3 separate regions of the Homo sapiens genome follow, and all the other regions are linked to region 1. Evidence: chromatin contacts called from ENCODE Hi-C or POLR2A ChIA-PET data. All regions are on one chromosome and are shown on one strand. Each heading gives the region's core, a stretch centred on a gene start or an enhancer-like site at or near the end of the contact. The rest is flanking DNA. Distances are from core to core; before and after follow the strand shown. Region 1 overlaps DIP2C (disco interacting protein 2 homolog C). Region 2 holds the start of ZMYND11 (zinc finger MYND-type containing 11). Region 3 overlaps LARP4B (La ribonucleoprotein 4B).

Region 1 (4,885 bases), core at 1,592-4,091:
ACTTGCTCATGTTCCTGTTCTCTGATTGGAAATTCAAGGTTTCTGAGCATCCTACATCTGAATTTGTACATTGCCAAGACTGTACACATTTCAGCACTGTTTTTTCTGCTTTTTGGATCTATACAACCTGGCATTTGGCCGTGGCTTCCAGGACAGGCTGGATGGTGAGTGAAGTCCTTTCCTCACTGTCGATGTTTGCAGATGTCTTTTTGTATAAACTTTGTATTTCTTGAGAGGTTCGATTAGGTTTTTACTTAATGAGACTTTTAAAATTGCCATGCACATGATTCTACCAGTTACAATCGTGAGCTAACGTGAGTTTTTGGTTTTACTTTGATGAATGTTTAAACATGTGCAGGCTGGACATGGGGTGGGGGTGGAGGTCATTTATCTACTTTTCATTTCCTTCTTGGTTATACTTAGTGACTTTCAGGTAAGGTGTGGAAGGCGTGGTACAGGGTGAATTGCAGGCTGCAGTGTGGCGCAGTGGACCGCGGTGTGGCACGGTGGACAAGAAGCATGGGCTGCGGTGTGCTGTGGTGGACGAGAGCCACGGGCCGTGGTGTGGCGCGGTGGAGGAGAGGCGCGGGCCGCAGTGTGCTGTGGTGGATGAGAGGTGCGGGCTGCAGCATGCAGTGGATGAGAGTAAAGGGGAGACTTCCGTCCTTGAGGGAAACACGCGACAAACAATTTTAAAAACTGATCATCTGGCTTACATGGTCCAACAAATTCAGTTTGCAAAGTTTGACTTCTAAGTTATTGTAGTAACTTTTCCCCTAAGTCATTAATTTAGTAGCTTATGTTTATTTCTTTTGTCTAAAGCGAGTCATAAATTCTAACATGAACGACTAAACATGTAATAATTTAGGCATACAGCACCTGAAGGGAAAACTGCCAGTATGCTAAAATATTGGATACAGATGCTTAAAAAATATAATGTAGCACTCTTAAAATGCATGTGCTTTTAGCATGAAACTTGGTGAGTAGTTTTGAGCTATATTTGTAGGAATGTGTATCTTGAATACTTTAGGGCCCCACTGCAGATGTGTGCGTGAGATGTATAAATACTGAATGTTCTTCTCCCTTCCCTTAAATGAAAAACATTAGCTCCCTTTTTTTTTTTTTTTTTTTTTTCCTGAAGTGGGGTCTCGCTGTTGTCACCCAGGCTGGAGTGGAGTACAGTGGCGCAATCTCGGCTCACTGCAACTTCCACCTCCCAGGCTGAAGTGATTCTCCTCCCTCAGCCTCCCTAGTAGCTGGGATTACAGGCACCCACCATCATGCCTGGCTAATTTTTGTGTTTTTATTAGAGATGGGGTTTTGCCATATTGGCCAGGCTGGTCTCAAACTCCTGACCTCAGGTGATCTGCCCACCCCGACCTTCCAAAGTGCTGGGATTCCAGGCGTGAGCCACTGCCCGGCCAGCTCCTTTCTATAATGATGTATACAGTTGTTTTTGCTTTTTGTTTTTTGAGATGGGGTCTCACTCTGTCGCCCAGGCTGGAGTGCAGCAACGCAAATCTTGGCTGACTGCAGCCTTCACCTCCTGGGTGATCACCTCTCAGGTGATCCTCCCACCTCAGCACCCTGAGTAGCTGGGACTAGATACATATCACCACGCCCAGCTAATTTTTTATTTTTATTTTTATTTTTTATTTTTAGTAGAGACAGGGTTTTGCCATGTTTCCCAGGCTGGTCTTGAGCTCCTGGGCTCAAGCAATCTGCCTGCCTCAGCCTCCCAAACTGCTGGGATTACAGGTGTGAGCACCACATCTGGCCCATTTTTTTCCCTTCCAGGATTAGAAGTCAACTTTAAAAAACGCTTCAACCTTGCAAATTTAATTTTCCATAATAATATGCCTCTAGGATAAAAACAAGACAGAAACAAAGAAGTATAGGTGGACTGCAGTTAAAAATTGTCAACACGACATTGCTTAGGAAGGTTGACATTTACAAAGAGCAGGAGGCCCGTTCATGCCTTTGTAAGAAGGCACTGGGAACGGCCGTCTGTGGGCGACCCTAACGTGTGCGGTGTCCTGAGAGGTGATTGTGGTGCTCACGCTTTTACCGAGGGCCTCCCGGGAGTACCAGAGGCTCTTCTCCCGCAGTCGGCCAGCCAGGCAGCAGCAGCTGGAGAAGGAACAGACAGTAAAGGACAGATATACACGGTGTTATCGTGTCACACAGGTTAAAGCCAGGCTCACTTTGTTCTTACAGTTTTGAAAAACTAATAATGAAGTCCTTAAATATGTATTGCATTTCAGGATTTTTAAGCGGTTGTGGGTGTGTCTGTGTCTCTCTCTAGCTCCTGTTCGGTGCTCCCTGTGAAGAGAGCTCGGAGCCGCCACCCTTCATTGTTGAGGTGACAGGGCCTGGAGAGGTGTGAACCCCGTGGAGGGGTGACTGACTTGTGGGGGGAGGCTGGGTCAGTGTCGGGATCCACCTCCCACCACGTTCCTCTAGGGAAGCCACAGTTCTAAGTCTTTATGGGTAAAATGAACCTGGAAGACGTGTTATTTTTTAAGAAGTAAATGCTATGTTCTTTTTTCCTCATACTTCTCCGTGTTTAAGCAGCATTGAAGGATAAGGCACTAGTAGCACCTTGGTTTGGAAACAATCTTGTTGGTTATTTTACGTTGAATCTGATATTAAGGTTGCCTGGTAACAGAAGTTTTCCTTTAACGACATGGAACTCTGTTGAATCTGTTGCCCCATTGGCTGAGCCGCCTGAAATCAGTGCTGTGGCAGCTGAAGAGGCCGCTTCCCCTTGGAGGAAGCCGCTGGATTGGCAGGACACACCGCCCTTGATTGAGGCGAGTTTGCAGGAACTCCACGCTGGCACCTGCTGCTCTCTCCTGCCCCCTGCTGGCTGGCCAAGCAGCATCGCGACAGTGTGTTCAGCGTGAATGTTCACTGGGGCAGGCCAAGGCTTTTGTTCCAGAAACACCGACTTCAGAAACGGCTGTGTGTATTGAGCATGGCAAGAAAGACTTACGTGTGTCTTAAACCTCTTGAACAAAGCACGTCGATGTTTCAACTGCATCTCGAAGGCTAATAGACTTTGCTGTGGTCAATATTCAGGAGAAAATAGGTTTTAATGAGATAAAGACATGAGTGGCAAGTGACATGTTTGTGCCCCCGTATGACTAAGTGATGTCCTGGCTGTCCCACACCACCAGCTCTGAGCAGCCAGCATGCAGATATTGGGTCAATTTAGATATCCCTGATCTTTACGGAGGTTTGATCAGGCAGCTCAAGAGCAGATAAACACAAATGCTGACTGGAAACCCCGGCACACGGAGGCGCTGGAAACAGCAGGCTGCTGTTAACGTCACAGTGAGATGCAGTCAGCTGCTCTCTCAGGGGTGTCAGCTTCTTTTGCTTCTAGATTTCCGTCTGTGCTGCAATAGAGTTTTGTTCAGCTTATCCCCATTGCTCTGCTGTCTTCGCTGTTAAAATCTCAGCCAGCACTTGGCTCTGACCCTGCAGTAATTTCACTGTGCGGCTGCCCAGGCCTGCCTGGCACGGCTGTAAAGCAGGCGAGAGCTTTCCGGAAGGTGGTCACGAGAACCCCAGGCGGGAAAGAGCGTTGCTGGTCCACATACGGCAGTGCACCTGCAGCTGAGCATGTACGTGCACGTTCAGGCTAAATATAGGTGCAGGAGAGAAGAAAACTGCCTATGATTAGTCACTTAAAATGCCGAATACCCAGCCCCTGAGACCCTAGGACACAGAGCAGGGGTCTTGGAGACGGCAAGGTGTGTTGAAGTCTGGTTTTATCATTTAGTTTCTCCAAGCAGCATTTTCCTCATCTCTAAACTGGGGCTAACAACTGCCCCACATAGATTTGTGAATGGAACCAATGAGTGTAAAGTGGGGTAGCCCCCAGGACCTAGAAGGGACTCAGTCAGTTTCAGTGGTCATGCGTGTTGTACGGGTCCCCCAGGAAGGCGATTGCTACAGATAACTCCCTCCGTTCGATGTCACTGAATGTTAAAGTGGGACCTTGGCTTCTGATGTGTCTGGTTTGCTGCAGGCCGCGCTGCACCCCGTGGTTCCTGAGCCCTGGGCTGAAGTAGCCCTGCTGCATTGCCTGTGCCACTTTTGCTGTGAAAGGAGAACTCCTGCCCTGGGAAGCTTCCTCTTGCTGCTTAGCCTGATGAGCACCACAGGCTGCAGCGAGACCCATCTGAAGCGTGGGTTGGGAGGAGACTGCGGCGGCCCTGTCCTCTCCAAGCTGCTCTCCATGCCGAAGCGTGGGCTGGGAGGAGACTGCGGCGCCCCGTCCTCTCCAAGCTGCTCTCCAGGATGGGAGCGACTTTGTGGGGTTTGTCGGCCCTTCTCTGAGGTGTCCTGTGTCTCATGGATCTGCTTATGAGCCCCCTTAGATGCCTCTCTCTCGTCTGGACGAGCACCCTCCAAAACACTGCCTACCACCCGGATCTCCTGGCGCAGAGTGAGGTCACACCTGCAGCCCTTACCGCACAGAGTCCCTGAGATATTCGGCAAGAATGGGAATGGGCTGTGTGTGAGTTTCCGCTGCGGAAGCCGGCTCTGCTCCGTAGTCTGTCTTTGGGGTGTGGGATGTTCCGACCTGCTGTGTCCATCTGGAGCTGCCTCGGGGTGGGAGGGGGAGCAGCGCGGATGGATCCAGGGAAGGACCTGGTTGAATCCCAGCTGCTCACATACTTGTTGCTGGTCTTGGACAAGCTCCTTAGTGTCTCTGAGCTTCAGTTTGTCTGTAGGAGGAGGATGCTGCAGAAGTCTGAAGATATCGGTGCGTGCGGGAATACCTGGCGCGGTTAGGACGGGTTTTCCTTCAGTCTCCTCTATGCCCCTCCCCGGGTGAATCAGTATCCACGCGTGCCACCAGGGAATTACAGTC
Region 2 (4,885 bases), core at 1,334-3,833, 380 kb after region 1:
CTGGAAGCTCGTACATGTACATTTATTTAAACACCTCACAAATGGTAATTGCAAAAATAAATTGTCCAATTTAGAGACTGTAAAAGGAAGAGTTGGTTTTCATATGAGCAATCTCTATGGGGGAAAAGCACCATGTGAAATACAGAAATCCTTTAAGTAACAGAGTCAAGCAAGACAAATATTTTGATTCTGTCATAATCACATCCCATATCCTCTGATCTCTGATTCTCTAGCCTGGTCATCTTATAAAGATGAGTCAACCAAAAATAACAACTATAATGTAACCTGTGCCAGTTAGTCAAAGACAAGGCAAATTAAATGCCTCTACAGACATTCATATTTTTTCTCCTGCTTGTAAAAAGACATTCAGAAAAACTACAAAGATGACCCTGCCTACCAGAAAGCACTCTAACTTTTCAACTTTCAAAGTACAACCAACACTATCTCCCTGATAACATCCAACCATTAATTAAAATCAACCTCAAAAATCTGAAAACGTTGTGCACACCATAATTACTAAGCTAAAATTACTATATTTCTCAGTTTACAGGAAAACAAGTAAACATTTACTTTCTGCTTTTGGACAAACAGATTAAATTATTTTTAAGAATGTTCTTGCCTCCATATGACTCAGCTTACTGTGGGATGCAGAACACCTAAGTGAGGAGGACCAAGGGCTCTAGACCTCCCTAAAAACCCAACCTGCACCACTCCCTCCTACCAGCAGGGTCCTGAATGGGCCACCTGGGTATCTCCTCCAGGCTCACATTCTTGACACCAGATACCATGTACACACTGTATATGACCCAGGGTACTAGATACCCTGAATATGACAGTGGGTACTGTGTACACAGTACATATGACACTCGGTACTAGGTACACACTGCATCTGACACTGAGTACAGCTTATGTGACAAGGATAGTGCATGCATGGTGCATATGACATTGGGTACCATATATGCATGGCATATGACATTGGGTACTACCTACACACCATATATAACACTATGTAATGTATACATACTGTACATGCCACCAGATATATATACAAAACATAGATAACACCAGGTAGTGTATATACACTGTATATGACACCAGATACTATATACCTAACGTATATGACATTGAATACTGCATACACACCGCATATGGCAGCACGGTACCGTGCACATACTGCACAAAATACCGGGAACCGCGTAAGGGCTGTATATGACACTGGGTGCTGCATACACAGTGTGAAAGGATACTATGTACACACCATATATGACCCCAAGTACTGTGTGCACACAGTATATGACACCTGGTACTATACACACCGCATATATGACACCAGGTACTACATACACACTGTATGTGACAACAGGTAAGGTAAATATATTCAATACTATCCAGATACTACATACACTCGTATATAACATGGAGTACCACACGCACAGCTCATATGGCAGCAGGGTACCAGGCACCTACTGCACACAATACCGGGGGCTGAGTGCACAGCCTAAGCGAGGAAGATACATGTACACACCGTGTATGATAGCCGGTACGACACCGGGTACTTCGAGCACACTGCATATGACACAGAGTACACACCATATATAATCCCCGGTACTGCGTACCCACCGCATAGGACACCGCACTGCACAACGAGCACTGGTACACACGAATAAAACAGGTACGGCGGTCACTCTGCAAAAGACACCGGGCACGGCGCACACATCGCCAGCTCCTCCTCCTCCCGGCTCGGGAGAAAAGCGCGAGGAGAGACTGCAAGTGAAAGTCCGGGTCCCGGCGCCCCCCCTCGTCCCAGCCGCGTCCTCAGCAGCTTCTCCCCGGAGCTCTGGGTGGGAGGAGGGCGGCGGACCCCACAGGACTGTCCCGGAGGTCCGCGAGGACCTGTTGAGGCGGCGGCCTCGCTGCCGGGGTCGCTCACAGCCCCGGGGGACCGACGAATCTCCGCCCCGGGCCTCGGGGCCAGCCCTGCCCGCCGCTCCCGGGCTAGCACACGACGTGCCGCGCCGACAAACGCTTCCTCTCCGCCCGCCACACGCCCGGAGCCGCGTTCCCCGCCGGCCCGGACTGCGCACGGGCCCAGGAGGCCTGACCGAAAGCGGGGCACAGGGCCCGGCGGGCGGTGCTCACGCGACTCCGCGGCTTCCCGGCCCGAGCAGGCCCCGCGCGGTCCTCCGGGGCCTCATCCCGGGGCCTCTTCCGCGGCCGCCCAAGGCGAGTGGGCGCGGGCCGGCAGCCTCCGCAGGCCCCGCCGCCGCCCTCGCAGGCCCCGCCGGCCCGGCCCGCCCCGCCATCCACAAAGCTCCCCGGCAGCTCGGAGCTCTTCGCGAGCGGGCGAGCGACCGTCAGCACCCACTGGTGCCGCCGCCGCCCCAGAGGCCGCGGCCAGGCAGGCTCCACCGCGCGGGCCGCGCCATCTCCACGGACGCCCCCGCCCGCCCCGCCGCCCCGCCGCCGAGCTTTCCCCACCATTATGCTCCGGCTCCTCCACCGCCGCCGCCGCCGCGCCCGGCCCTCCCCTCCGGTGCCGCCTCCTTCCCGCCGCCCGGCGCCTCTCGGGCCTGAGCCGGCGACGGGCGCGGGGGGCGGGGGGGACGCTCAGGCCGCCTCCTCCTCCTCCCTGCCGGCCTCCTCCCTCCTCCCCGGCTCCCCCCCGCCCGGACCCCGCCGCCGGCTCCGCGCGAAGGGCTCCGGGCTCGAGGGGCGCCATGTTTGTAATACTCCACCTCAGAGAACGCCGCGGTCGCGCCTGAGCGAGGGAGGCTAGGCGGCCGGGTCGCCGCGTGCGGGGTGAGGGCCGGGAGGGCACCGCCGCCCGCACTTACTCGCGTCTTCCCCTGGCGCCGCGGGCCTGCGGGGCCGGAGCGGGCGGCGGGAAGTTGGGCGCCGCCGCCCGGGAAAGTTGGGTCCCCGCGAAGCCGCGGCAGCCGCTCACATGGCGATGCGCGCGGGGCGGCCGCTCGGCCCCACCGGCCCCTCGGCCCGCCCGCCCTCGGAGTTTATTGTGTCGGGTCGAGGCGCCCCGCGGCCGGGCCGCGCACTGGGGGCTCTAGCGGCTGGCGCCGGACTTGCGCGCGGCCGGCCCGGCTCGCGGCCGCCTCCCGCCCGGGGCCGGAGCCGTGCACGCGGCTCCTACCTTCCCCACGTCCTGTCTTCGGCGCCTCTATCCGAAATTTGTTGGAGCATATTCCTCTGTCTCCACACATGCACTCCGTATCCACACACACGTGAAGGCTACGTACGTGCAGGCGCGCTGGAGCCGGGAGCGGGCGCCGAGGCCGGGGCGCGAGGGGGCATTGTCAGGCGCCGCCGCAGCTCAGCCCCGGGTGGACCCGGTGCCTGCCCCTGGCTCGCGGGGTCCGGAACAGCGAAGTCTGAGAAGTACGAGTGCTTCTCTTAACAACATTGTTTAGGTAGTCTGAACAGCCCTTTACTCCTGTCATCAAAAAGAGCGGTAGGGATACGCTAAGTTCCCCGTTTCATCTCTGCGCAAACAGGACCGCGAAAAGAACAGGACCACCCATCAGCAGCCCTGCAAGAACACTGCAGATTTGCGCGAGAAGTAGGTTATCTTCTATGGAGAGGAATTCTAGACCTAATCAGAGACGATCCCTTAAGACTCTGGTTTAAGAAAGGTTCGGAGATAAGCATACTTTGATAGCGTTCACCTGTTTTCCCTGAGGACCTTTCGCCACTGGGAGTCGGGGAACACCTGTCAGTCAGAGTCCTCTGCTCTGAAATTCGGTGAGTACAGGACAGCAAGGTGTTTTCAGGGAGACCGCATTCTCATAACTTTTACTACAGTATAGTGTTATAATTGTTCTGGTTTATTATTAGTGTTGTTAATCTCTCATTGTGCCTGACTTCTAAATTAAACTTTATTATAGGCAGGTGTGTATAGGAGAAAACGTAGTGTAAGTAAGGTTCAGCACTACCCCGGGTTTCAGGTATCTATTGGCCGTCTTGGCACGTGTCCCCACCTGAAAAGTCATTAGGAAGAGACGGTTGTAGGAATTTGGGGATTCTGATAAAATATATCAATCTGCTTCTACAGCTGGTTTCTAAGACTGTTAGAATTTAGAAATGGGTGGTACTTGAATAGGTCTGTGATATACACTAGTCAAATAAACACAATCTTTCATGCTATTCACAGCCCTCAATCTGATACATCCCAGAGAGTTTTTGATTATCTCAAAGAACATCACAGAATAATTGTAATTCATTTTAAGAGTAAATATATATCGCTAAAAATTTAGTAGAGGGGTTAAAACGTGTCAGAAGAAAAGCAAGCCATGCCTGGTTTGAATGTTGGGCCAGGAATTCCAACAATGAAGAGCTTTCAGTGAGTCACCTTTTTAAACAGTCTGTTACTTCATCTGTAAAATAGAGGACTGCATGGTTCTGTGTATTTTAGAGAAGGCACTCGAGTAAGACAACATCGTATCAATAAAAGGAAGCTTACCTTTTAGGAAAGAAGTGGCAGCATAACTCCACATTTTTTTCCCAGTTATACTTTGTAGGGATCATTTAAAATTTTATACGCAGATACCATCTCTCATTCAACCTAATGTAAGTTAGATAACTTACCCTGATTTTCCTGTTGGTTTTGCCTAGAATTTAACCCTTGGCTCTATTTTCCAAGTAAGGTGGTATTTATCCACTAAGATGAATACGAATATCCCTCCCCACATAAAACGCAAAAGCCATGGATAATGTACAATAGAAGAAATAAAACTATTAATAAATACTGACAGCTATTCTAATTCACTAGTAATGACACATTCAAACAACGTAACATTGCTTTTCTTCAAAGGACAGAATTCTTTTCCAGTGATAATGCTACTGATGGTTAGCGAAATGAACGCTTATATACACT
Region 3 (4,885 bases), core at 1,703-4,202, 340 kb before region 1:
AGAGGTTATTTCATGAAGTTAAAGAAAAGAAGCAGTCTCCATAACATAAAAATGCAAGGTGAAACAGCAAGTTATCCAGAAGATCTGGGTAAGATAATTGATGAAGATGGCTACAGTAAATGACAGATTTTCAATCGAGACAAAATAGCCTTATATTAGAAGGAAATGTTATCTAGGACTTTCATAGCTAAAGAGAAGAAGTTAATCCTGGTTTCAACATTAGAAACCAACTCTCTTGTTGGGGCTAATGGAGCTGGTGACGTTAACTTGAAGCCAGTGCTCATTTCCCATTCTGAAAATCCTAGGGCCCATAAGAATGATGCTAAATTTGCTCTCCCTGTGTTCTTTAAGTGGAACAACAAAGCCTGGATGACAGGACATCTGTTTACATCATGGTTTACTGAATATTTTAAGCTTACTGTTTAGACCTACTGCTCAGGAAAAAAAAAAACAAAGATATTTTTCAGATTTTAATTTCTCATTGAAAATGTACCTAGTTACCCAAGAGCTCTGACAGGTGTACAAGGAGATGAATGTTGATTTCATGGCTGCTAACACAACATCCATTCGGTAGCCTATGGATCAAGGAGTCATTGTGTTTTCAAATTTTCTTATTTAAAAAATACATTTCATAAGGCTCTAGCTGTATAGATCATGGTTCCTCTGATGGATTCTGGAAAGGATTCACCATTCTAGATGCTGTTAAGAACATTTGTGATTCGTGAGGGAAGGCCAAAATGTCAACATTAACCAGAGGCGTTGATTCCAGCCCTCACGGAGGACATTGAGGGGTTCATGACCAGTGGAGAAAGTCACTGCAGAGGTAGTAGAAATAGGAAGAGAACTGGAATCAGAAGTACAGCCTGAAAATATGACTGAATTGCTGCAATCTCATGTACAACTTGAATGTGTAAAACTTGCTTCTTATGGATGAGCAAAGAAAATGGTTTCTTGAGTTAGAATGTATTCCTGGTGAAGACGCTGTGAATATTGTTGAAATGACAACAAAGGATTTAGAATATTCCATAAACCTAGCTGATAAAGCAGCAGCAGGGTTTGAGAGGATTGACTAATTTTGAAAGAAGTCCCACTGTTGACAAAATGATATCAAACAGCATCACACGCTGCAGAGAAATCTTTGGTGAAAGCAAGAGTCCGTCCACGTGATATACTTCGCTGTTGTCTTAAGAAATTGCCGCAGCCACCCAAGTTTTCAGCAGCCACCATCCTGAACAGTCAGCCCTCATCATCAAGGCAGGACCAGCAAAAAAGATTATTATTTGCTGAAGGCTCAGATGATCGTTAACATTTTCCAACAATAGATTCTTTTTATTTATTTTTTTCCAGACATAATCTCACTCCGTCACTTAGGCTGGAGTGCAGTGGCATGATCACAGCTCATTGCAGCCTCTGCCTCCAGGGTTCAAGTGATTCTTGTGCCTCAGCCTCCCAAGTAGCTGGGACTACAGGCATGTGCCACCATGCCCAGCTAATTTTTGTATTTTTATTAGAGACAGGGTTTTGCCATGTTAGCCAGGCTGGTCTTGAACTCCTGACCCCAGGTGTTCCACTTGCCTCGGCCTCCCAAAGTGCTGGGATTGCAGGCCTGAGCCAGCATGCCCAGCCAGCAATAGAGTATGTTTAAATGAAGGTATTGTAGTTTTTTTTTTAAGGACATACTGCTATCTCACATTAAATATACAACAGTTTAGTGTACTCATAATTTTTATATTCACTGGGAAAACAGAACTTTGTGTGACTTGCTTTATTGCAATATTTGCTTGATTGCAGCACTCTGGAACTGAACCCATGATATCTCTGAGGTATGCCTGTACTGTTAATAATTCTTGAAATTAGGTAGTGATAGCCTTCCAACTCTGTTTTTCATAGTTACTTTTTAAATTCCAGTTCCTGTGTATTTCCATGCAAATTAGAATGAGGTTGTTAATATCTACAAAGTGCTGAGATTTTTGTTGGGGGGTTCACTGAATCTATAGATCAGTTGGAGAACATTGACATCTGAACAATATCCATGAACAAGATGTATCTCTTACTTGTTTAGATCTTTAATTTCTCTCAGAAGTATTTTTTGGTTTTCAGTGTACTGGTCTTTTACATCTTTTATCCAGTTTATAAGTATTTTATATTTTTTGGTGCTATTGTAAGTGATTTTTAAAATTTGTATTTGCAGTTGTTTGTTACTAGTATATCAAAGCATTCATTTTTATGTATTGAGTCCAAACCCAGAAATTTTGTTATGCTCACTTATTAGTTTTAGACACTTTTTTGTAGATTACATTGGATTTTCTACATAGATGATTGGATTATTTTAGAATGAAGACTGTTTTACTTTCTCTCCAATCTTGATGCCTTTTATTTCTTTATCCTGCCCCGTTGTACTAGATAGGCCCTCCAGTACAAAGGTGAACAGAAGTGGAAAGAATGAACAAACGTTTGGGTTGTCTCTGGTCTTACAAGAGGCACTCAGTATTTCACCATGAAGTATAACGTTAGTGGTGGTTTTAGGTCTGTGCCCTTTATATGTTGATGAGGCACTCTTCTTTTCCTGGTTTGCTGAGAGATTTTTATGAGGAATGAATATTGTAATTTGTCATCTATGGAGATGGGCATATATTTGTTGTTTTTTAGTGTGTTCGGATGAATTGTATTAATTGTTTTTCAAATGTGATACCAACATTTGTGGTCTAAACCTCTGTAGATCATGATACAGTATACTTTGGATATACTACTGGATTCCATTTACCAAAACTTTGCTTAGAATTTTTACACCTGGGATCTTGGTTTCTAGTTTTCATTTCAGTGTTTTTCTTTCTATTTAAGTTTTTGGAAGAGGTTACGTATTATTTCACCCTCATATGAGGAAGTGAAACAAGTCATGTGGGCAGGAGTTTTCCTTTTTTCTTCTTTCCTTTCTTACTTACTAAACTTACTTAGTTTAGTTGCTCACAGAGTCTTGCTCTGCCACCCAGGCTTGAGTGCAGTAGCATCATCATGGCTCACTCAGTCCCAACCTCCCGGTCTCAGGCGATTCTCCCGCCTTAGCCTCCCAAGTAGCTGGGACTACAGTAGCACACCACCACGCCTGGCTTATTTTTGTATTTTCTGTAGAGATGGAGTTTCACCATGTTACCCAGGCTGGTCTCCAAACTCCTGAGCTCAAGCGATCCGCTCACCTCAGCCTCTCTAGATGCTGAGATTACAAGCATGAGCCACTGCGTCCCACCTGGGCAGGAGTTTTATTTGTGGGAAAGCTTTCAACTACAGTTTATTTTTTCATAGTGCTACTCATTTATTTCTTCTTGAGGGAGCTTTGGTTTATATAGTTACAAAGATTTGGTCTATTTCATCTGAGTTGTGGGATTTACAGCACAGAGTTGTTCATAATACTCTGTTATCACCTGTGAAATCTGTAGTCATGTTACATCACTCATCTCTGTTATTGGTAATTTGTGTCTTCTTTATAATCCCAATCAGTCTGGGTAGAGGTTTGTTAGTTTTATTGACCTTATCAAAAGGTGTTTTCTGTTGGGCATGGTGGTTCACACCTGTAATCCCAGCACTTTGAGAGGCCGAGGCGGGCAGATCACGTGAGGTCAAGAGTTCAAGACCAGCCTGGTCAACATAGTGAAACGCCATCTCTACTAAAAATACAAAAATTAGCCGCCTGTGGTGGCGGGCGCCTGTGGTCCCAGCTCCTCGGGAGGCTGAGGCAGGAGAACTGCTTGAACCCAGGAAACGTAGGTTGCAGTGAGCCAGGATCGCACCATTGCACTCCAGCATGGGGGACAGAGCGAAACTCCATCTCAAAAAAAAAAAAAAAAAAAAAGTTAGTGTTTTCATTTTATCGATTTTTCTCATTTGTTTTACTCTTTCCTATTTCATTCTTTCTTCTGATGTTTGTAATATACTCTCTTACGATTTCTTTGGGTTTAATTTACCCTTTCTTCTGTGTCCTAAGGTGGAAGCAGAGCTCATTAATATGAGGCCTTTCTTATTTTCTGATATAGTCATTTAGTTTTACTATTTTCCCCATAAGTAGTGCTTAAGCAGAATCTCTCAAATTTAGATGCATTGTTTTCATTTTCAGTTACTTCCAAATACTGTATTTCTTTTTTGATTTTTTTTCTTTGACTCATAGATAATTTAGAGATATTTGATTTAGTTTACAAATATTTGGGGGTTTTCCAGGGATCTTTCTTTTATTAATTTCTAGTTTAATTTCATTGTGGTCAAAGAACATACTTTGTATGACTTGAATTTCTTTAAATATATTAAGTCTTATTTTATGGCTTCAAATATGGGCTGTCTTGTTAAATATTCCATTTGTCCTTGAGAAGAATATGTGTTTTGCTGTTGCTATGGGGAATATTTTGTCAGTGTTAATGAGGTCAAGTTGAGTGGTAGTGTTCAAGATTAATGTACTCTTTCTGATTTCTGTCTACTTGTTCTGTCAACTATTGAAAGAAAGGTTCTGTTAATTTTTGCATTTGTCTGTTTATCCTTTTAGTTTTATCAGTTTTTGCTTCACGTATTTTGAAGACTTTTTTGTGGCCTCTTGATTCATTGACCCCTCTCTTTATCTTTAGTAATAGTCTTTGCTCTCAATTTACTTTGTCTCACATTAATGTAATCACTCCAGGTTTCTTTTGACTAGCCTTAATATGGTATATCTTATATCCTTTTTACTTTAAGCTATTTGTGTATTTAATAAAGTGCATTTGTTGTAGATAACATAACATTTGGGTTTTGCTTTTTTGTCTTCTATTTAGAACGTTAACATTTAGTGTGGTAATTGCTTTGGTTAGGTTTAGGTCTCTCATCTTGCTATTTGTTTTAGAATAGTTTTAGACTTAGAAAAATTGAG

What was found. A loop is a pair of places that touch in the nucleus more often than their neighbours do. ChIA-PET counts read pairs that join two places held with the same protein, here RNA polymerase II (POLR2A). Pooled maps may share reads with other maps.
Region 2: a pooled map shows a loop between it and region 1 (5-fold over the local background). The contact joins the promoter of ZMYND11 here to the enhancer-like site in region 1. A Hi-C loop is called at or near these places in 1 of 37 single-sample maps with no recorded cell type and 7 of 50 pooled maps. POLR2A ChIA-PET finds 5 or more read pairs at or near these places in 1 of 52 experiments (GM10248).
Region 3: a loop to region 1 is called in a pooled map, with 6 times the contacts of the local background. The contact joins two enhancer-like sites. A Hi-C loop is called at or near these places in 2 of 37 single-sample maps with no recorded cell type and 4 of 50 pooled maps. POLR2A ChIA-PET finds 5 or more read pairs at or near these places in 1 of 52 experiments (WTC11).

What each region holds. Positions count from the first base shown.
Region 1 is chr10:509,172-514,056 of GRCh38, reverse strand. All of the region lies in intron 1 of DIP2C (disco interacting protein 2 homolog C), which reads left to right. Among named protein-coding and RNA genes, the nearest start is that of DIP2C-AS2, 120 kb to the left of the region's middle. Within about 2 kb of position 2,841, at least 13 of the 41 ENCODE cell types and tissues checked have a DNase peak (open chromatin) inside an H3K27ac peak, as active enhancers do.
Region 2 is chr10:133,153-138,037 of GRCh38, reverse strand. It overlaps ZMYND11 (zinc finger MYND-type containing 11), which reads right to left and starts at 2,583. Exons shown (of 15, transcript NM_001370100.5): 1 at 2,479-2,583. RefSeq lists silencers at 3,156-3,334, 1,782-3,341.
Region 3 is chr10:850,143-855,027 of GRCh38, reverse strand. All of the region lies in intron 5 of LARP4B (La ribonucleoprotein 4B), which reads left to right. Among named protein-coding and RNA genes, the nearest start is that of LARP4B, 79 kb to the left of the region's middle. Within about 2 kb of position 2,952, at least 3 of the 41 ENCODE cell types and tissues checked have a DNase peak (open chromatin) inside an H3K27ac peak, as active enhancers do.